Regions from separate parts of the Homo sapiens genome. Here region 2 is linked to region 1. A link is a contact called in ENCODE Hi-C data. All regions are on one chromosome and are shown on one strand. The core of a region is the stretch at or near the end of the contact, and the rest is flanking DNA. Distances in the headings are between cores, read along the strand shown.

Region 1 (3,540 bases), core at 957-3,456:
CCCAAATTGCTGGGATCACATGTGTGAGCCACTGAGCCCAGATTTTTTTTTTTTTTTTGGCAGGGTTTGGCTCCGTGGCCCAGGCTGGAGTGCAGTAGTGCGATGTCGGCTCACTGAAACCTCCAACTCCTGAGCTCCAGCCATCCTCCTGCCTCAGCCTCCAAGTAGCTAGGACTGCAGGTGCGTGCCACCAAACCTGGCTGATTTTTGTATTATTATTATTATTATTATTTTTTGTAGAGATGGGGTTTTGTCATGTTGGCCAGGCTGGTCTTGAACTCCTGGGCTCAAGCGATCCTCTCATCTCAGCCTTCCAAGGTGCTGGGATTACAGGCATGAGCCACTGCATCCGGCCAGTTTTATTTTAAATGGGGTTTTAGTCCCAGCTACTTGGGAGGCTGAGGAGGGAGGATAGCTGGAGTCCAGGAGTTCAAGGCTGCAGTGAGCTATGACTGCATCATTGCACTCCAGCTTGGGCAACAGAGTGAGAGCCTGTCTCAAAATAAAAGAAAAAAAAGTGTTTTGTACTATTTGTCTGTGATCTTGTTCCTTGTATTTTTTTTTTTTGAGACAGAGTCTTGCCGTGTCGCCCAGGCTGGAGTGTAGTGGCACGATCTCGGCTCACTGCAAGCTCTGCCTCCTGGGTTCAAGCAATTCTACTGCCTCAGCCTCCTGAGTAGCTGGGACTACAGGCGCCTGCCACCATGCCGAGCTAATTTTTTGTACTTTTAGTAGAGACGGGGTTTCACCATGTTAGCCAGGATGGTCTCGATCTCCTGACCTCGTGATCCGCCCACCTTGGCCTCCCAAACTGCTGGGATTCCAGGAGTGAGCCACCATGCTCGGCCCTTTTTTTTCTAAGAGGGAGTCTTGCTCTGTTGCCCAGGTTGGTGTGCAGTGGCGCGATCTCGGCTCACTGCAACCTCTACTTCCTGCCTTCAAGCATTTCTCCGGCCTTAGCTTCCCGAGTAGCTGGGATTACAGGCGCCCACCACCACGCCCGGCTAATTTTCTTTTGTATTTTTAGTAGAGACGGGGTTTCACTATATATGTTGGCTAGGCTGGTCTCGATCTCCTGACCTAAATTGATCCTCGGCCTCCCAAAGTGTTGGGATTATAGGCGTGCGCCACCTCACCCGGCCTTGTTCCTTGTATTTATTTAATTCTGTGATGATGAATAAACCAAACGATCAGGCTGTCAATGTGCTGTGAGATTAAGGAGAAAAGCAGTAGGCAGCACGTACCCGGTTTTACAAAACCCTGCGGGTCACCTGTTTACTACCGTCAGCCTAGACCGGTTTTTCCACCTCCTTCTGCTGACATTGGAGGACGGGTATCATTCTTTTTGGGGGGTCGTCGTGTGCACTGCAGGGTGCTGAGCGGCATGTCTGGTCTGGACCCACTCGATGCCAGCAGCACCCCGCACTCAAGTTGTGACAACCAAAACCGTGTTTTCAGACATTGCCAAGTTATCCCCTAGGGGGCAAAGTCACCCAGAAGAAGAACCACTGATGTATGCAATTAACAGATGCAACTAAAACAGTATTTGGCTATTAATAGTAATAGCACTTGGGGGGGGGGTCAATAATATCTTTTCATAGTCATTGAATTTAGTTAATTGTTTTGATTTGATTCCAGTTCAGCCCCGAACTGGGTGACCTTGGCCAAGTGACTCAGCCTCTCGGACCCTCGGGATCCTCTTCTGTGAAATGCGGACAGGGGAAGGAGCCTCGCGCGGGACGCTCACGTGCCGTTCCCGCTCCGTCCGCCCGCCTGGGGTGCGGGCGGGTACACTCCCACTCCCCGCAGCGCCCCACGCGGCTCCACCGCTTCCGAGTGAAGAGTTAAAGAGGAAGCGGCAGCCGCGCCTGCGCCCACAGTGCCTAGCCCGGAGCGCCGGTCTCGCAAGCGCGCACGCGCACGCAAGCCCGCACGCGCGCGCACGCACGCACGTGGCTCGGCCCGCGCGCATCCTCCCCTTGCAGGGGCGGGGCCAGCGCAGGGACTCCATTTCCCAGCGTGCCCCGCGGCAACGCCAGGAGCCTCCGAGGAGAAAGGAAAACGCGCGACGGCCCCGACTGCGGCGGCGCGAAATCCGCCTCAGGGACGCACGCACAGACGGAGTACCCCTGGACCCGCCCCCGGAGACCCCGTGCGGGAGCGCGCCCGGGCGTGCGCAGGGGCGGCGGCGCGGCGGCGCGGGGACGCGCGGTGACCGTTGGCGCCGAGGGGAGGAGGCAGCCGCCGCCGCCGCCGCCGCCGCCGCCGCCGCCGCCGCCGCCGTTGCGCAGATCCGGGCCGCGGCTGTGGGGAGGGCGACGGAGCGGGTGACCTTCCGGAGGCGGGAGCGAGCGAGGAGGCCCGGGAGCGCCGAGCGTCGCCGCCGCCGCCGCCATGAACAACTCGGGCGCCGACGAGATCGGGTGAGGACGAGCGGCGCGGGCCTGCGTCTCCGCCCCGAGCCCGGCCCGCCGCTCCCCGCCGCCCGGCCTCAGACGCCGCCCCCCGGGGCCGCCCCGTCAAGGTCACGCCGGCCGGGGGCGGACTCGGGACCCGGACTCGCCGCGGCTTCGCGCCGGGGGCCCTGGACGGGTGCCCGGGGTCTGGGGGGGTCCTGGCGCCCCCGCCGCCGCTTCCCGGCTTCCCGTCCTGGGGGATCCTGAAGGAGAGCCTGAGGGGTCCGGGGGGCCCCGCCGCCGCCTCCAGACTTCCTGGTCGGGGGAACCCCGAACGGCAACCTGGGGGGGTGTCCTGGGGCGCCCGTGCCGCCGCTTCCCGACTGCGCGTCCTGAGGGACCCCGAATGGGAGCCAGAGGGGTTCAGGGGCCCCCGCCGCCGCTTCCTGGTTGTGGCGGCCCCGAACGGGAACTTGGGGGGGTCTGGAGCGTCCCCGTTGCCGCCTGTAGGGCTTCCTGGCCTGGGGGACCCCGAATGAGAACCTGAGGGAGTCTGCGGGGAGTCCAGGGCGCCGTCGCCGCCGCCTCCCGGCTTCCTGGCCAGGGGGACCCCAAACTGTGGCGTGGGGGGTGGTCCGGGGCGCCCCCAGCGCGCGCCCAAACTTGGCGGGCGGCGCACGTGGCGAGCCGAGGCGAGGGTTCCGGTTCTGCCACCGCCCAACCTATCCCACTCGGGGCTCCGGGCTCCCCGCTCCCATCCCACCCCCCCAAAGTGGTAAGGTCGGGAGGGGTTCGCAAACCCAGGGCCCAGGGGGCTCGGGTCAGCCGGGGCCTGCTGTGTTTACGTTGCCTCGGCGCCTCCCCGCCGGGGGTGGGCTTGAGCTGCGGAAGGGAGAGTCAGCGCTTCCGAGGCGGCGACGGGCCCGCGGATCTTTGCTGCGCCGAGGCGTCCCCTCCTATAGGAGCCTGACCTGCTCCGGACCCCGCGGGGCCGGGAAACCTCATTTCGCTGTGCCCCAGGGCTCGGCGCCATTCTTTGGTAGGAGCGGCTCCTGCCGCAGCGACGTCGTTTTAGAGTTGCATTCTTCCGGCAAAACAGTCTGGGTTGGGTTTCCTAGTGGTCTGGTGTAAATTTCTCGGTGCC
Region 2 (3,525 bases), core at 566-3,065, 2.1 Mb after region 1:
CCTACACTTCCCGGGTTCAAGTGATTCCCCTGCTTCAGCCTCCCGAGTAGCTGGGACTACAGGTGCGCGCCAGCACACCCGGCTCATTTTTGTATTTTTAGTAGAGATGGGGTTTCACCAGATTGGCCAGGCTGATCTTGAACTCCTGACCTCAAGTGATCTGCCCGCCTCAGCCTCCCAAAGTGCTGGGATTACAGGTGTGAGCCACAGCTCACGGCCATCACATCAATTTTAGAACATATCCATCAACCCCCCAAAATAAAGTCCATTCCAGTCACTCCTGATCCCCCTCTCCCAGCCCTTGGCAACCACTAATCCACTTCCTGTCTCTATGGATTTGCTTATCTGGACATTTCGTATCAATGGAATCACTCACTATGTGGTCTTTTGTATCTGGCTTCTTTCACTGGGCATGATGCTTTCGAGGTTCATCCAATCTGTAGCCTGTGTCCGAGCCTCATTGCCTCATATTGCAAAACACCGTGTCATTGTATGAATGGAGCATTTTCCCTTCATCTGTGGATGTACATTTGGGTTGTGTGCACTTTGTGGATGTTATGAATAAAGCTGCTATGCACATAGGTGTGTGAGTTTTTGCGTGGATGTTACATGTTTGTTTCTCTTGGGTAGATACCTAGGAGTGTTACTGCTGTGTCATGTGGCAATTCTATGTTTAACCTTTTTTTTTTTTTTTTTTTTTTTGAGACTGAGTCTTGCCCTGTTGCCTAGGCTGGAGTACAATGGTGCGATCTTGGCTCACTGCAACCTTTGCCTCCCGGGTTCAAGCAATTCTCCTGCCTCAGTCTCCCCAGTAGCTGGGATTACAGGCGCCTGCCACGATGCTTGGCTAATTTTTCGTATTTTTAGTAGAGACGGGGTTTCACTATGTTGGCCAGGCTGGTCTCGAACTCCTGACCTCAGGTGATCCACCCACCTCCACCTCCCAAAGTGCTGTGATTACAGGCGTGAGCCACCGCGCCCGGCCCATAATTTTTTTAAAAACCTGTTTTTTGTTTTTTTTTTCAAGACGTAGTGTTGCTCTGTCACCCTGGCTGAAGTGCAGTGGCGCAATCTCGGCTCATTGCAACCTCTGCCTCCTGGGTTCAAGGGATTCTTCTGCCTCAACCTCCCGAGTAGCTGGGATTAACTCCGTACCTCAGGTGATCCGCCCGCCTCGGCCTCCCAAAGTGCCGGGATTACAGGCTTGAGCCACCGCACCTGGCCTAAAAACCTGTTTTGTTCCCTGCTGTCTCACTGGGGCCTGGAGGAGCAGCACTTAGGAGCGCAATGCAGGTTTGTTGAATAAATTAATGACTCTCAGCAGTGACGTTTGTACGTTCGGGACACGCACCTGGTGTTGGGTCCCATCTGCGCTCATTAGGCGCGACGTCAATGCCGCACTGAGGTGTGCCTGGCTTCGATCTACCCTAGGAAGGGTCTGCCCTGGGGCGCCCCATTCCGCGACTGTCCCCAGTGGGAACCACGCCCTCCATCTACCAGAGCCATTTCTGCAACGTCTAGCACCCCGCGGGTCCTCTTCCGGCCGCGGTTGCCCTGGGCAACGCGTGGAGCCGCGCTTCCTGTATTGATTTGAATCGCGGGAGACGTCACGTCCTCCCGAGATGCCCAACGCGCGCAGGCGCAGCCACTCGGAGTGGGCAGGGCCTGGCTGGGTGTTGGGCAGGGCCTGGCGGTGTGTGGGGTAGGCGGGGGGCGTGGCCGCGATTAGCCGCGCGCGGCGTGGGGGCGTGGTCGGGTTGCGGGGGTGCGCGCGGCCGGCCGGGCGCGCGCGGCGGAGGGAGGGAGCCGGGAGGCAGCGGAGGAGCGACCGCCGCCATATTAGGGACCGCGGAGCCCGGGATCCCGTCAGCGGCGGCCGCGGCCGGGCCTGCGGGAGCTGCGGAGGCCGGAGGCGGGCGCTGTGCGGTGCCAGGAGAGGCGGGGTCGGCGGGAGCCAGCGAGCCACGGGAGCGAGCCAGGTGAGGCGGCCGGGGTCGGGGACCCGCCCCCCGGGCCCTAGGCGGCGGAGCTTGACTGCGACCCCCCAAAACCGGGACGGCGGGGCGGGCTGCGACCCCCACCCCAGCTCAGGCCCCTCCAGGAGCCCCCAGTCCCCTCGAATGCCGCCTCCCAGGCCGAACTAGGCCCGGGTGACCTCAGCATCCGCGTCTCCCGAGTTAACACCCAAATCCCAGCGTCCCCCCCACGTCGGGGCCTGCCGTGACCCCCACCCCGAGCCACCTGTAAGTCGTGACCTCCCCGCAGCCGCCGTCAGCGTCCACCATTCTTTTTAAAATAGGCTGAGCCCTGCACCCCCAACCAGGGGACCCCACTGCGCACCCCTAGAACAGCAGACCCCGCCTCCTAACCCGGGTGATTTCTCCCTGGCCTGTCATCCCCGGGACTTCCCAGTTCAGACCCTCCCAGCTTGGGTCCTGCCCACACGAAGCCGCCCCCCATCGCTGAGCCTGTGGTGTGCGATGGCTCGCCCAGGCCGCAACCAGCCCCTCGCCCCAGTAAAATGCAGTCCCAGCCCGGGACACCCGGAAACCTGTGTCTGTGGTCACTGTTGTGTCCACCAGTCCCCGCAGGCACGGGTTGAGTGCATGGATGTCCCCGTCTCACCTCATCTCGCTGATTTCTGCTCCCCCACCCTCCCAGCGTGCCCCCTACCAGCCCCCATTCCCCCGAAATCCAGCTCTCCCACCAAAGCCTCAGACGAGCTATCCGTGCACAAGCCCCTCCCTCCTCCGAACTGAACCTCCGTCCTGCGTCCTGCCCCGTGTCTTCTCCAAACGCAAGCCTGGCCATCTCGGATCCCCAGAATATGGAGTGTGCCCCCCATTCAGAGCCGTTTTACCCCTACTCAAACCTGTGACACCCCCTCCCCCTCTTCCACCGTCCAGACCTGTCTCCACCCCACGTCCTGAGACCCCCGATATGCAGATGTTCAGCCTAAATCTGTTTTGTCTTTTCCCCTGTTTTCTCCACCCCAAACTCATCCTCTGGTTCAGGGCGTCTCTCTGGTTCCGATTCCCCCGCCCCGCCCCAGTCTACCGGGCGATGACCTCATGCCTCTCCGTGGTGAGGCCCCCACCCCAACCTATGTGCTTTGAAGGAGGGTGATTTACCTAAGGGAAAACCATCCACCAAGGACACACACCACCAGCATGAGGGCAGCCTGCGGGGACTTTGAAGTGAAGGCGGAGTGGTCTCTCTCGGGGTGGGGGTGGGGATAGAAGCTGACGGCATCACCTAGGTTTGGTCCCCGGAGTGGATGTGTCGGGGGCCGTCTGTCATGCGGAATTCCGCGTGGGCCTCCTCCTGTGTCAGGGGCCCGTGTGTTTTGGCGACACCCGATTGTCATTTCCTTCGGAATCCCAAGTGGAGGCAGGTGTGCTGGCCACTGGCCGCTGCCCGGCGCCTTGAGCAGCGAGCGGAGTTGGGTTGCAGAGGGTTTTGCTAAGGGAGCAGACACTTACTCAAAGGCAAGCCCGGTGCTTTACTGGGGAGGGGTATCTTGGC

The links. Hi-C counts contacts between places; a loop is a spot of excess contacts on that map. Pooled maps may share reads with other maps.
Region 2: a loop to region 1 is called in a map of CD4-positive, alpha-beta memory T cell, with 14 times the contacts of the local background. The contact joins the promoter of FZR1 here to the promoter of DAZAP1 in region 1. A Hi-C loop is called at or near these places in 1 of 168 maps with a recorded cell type or tissue (CD4-positive, alpha-beta memory T cell), 2 of 37 single-sample maps with no recorded cell type and 8 of 50 pooled maps.

What each region holds. Positions count from the first base shown.
Region 1 is chr19:1,405,380-1,408,919 of GRCh38, forward strand. DAZAP1 (DAZ associated protein 1) reads left to right here and starts at 2,207. Exons shown (of 12, transcript NM_018959.4): 1 at 2,207-2,423. The coding sequence starts at 2,395. RefSeq lists silencers at 2,051-2,280, 2,421-2,630, 3,011-3,110.
Region 2 is chr19:3,504,496-3,508,020 of GRCh38, forward strand. It overlaps FZR1 (fizzy and cell division cycle 20 related 1), which reads left to right and starts at 1,816. Exons shown (of 14, transcript NM_016263.4): 1 at 1,816-1,979. RefSeq lists enhancers at 1,191-1,240, 1,291-1,550, 2,361-2,570 and a silencer at 1,871-2,020.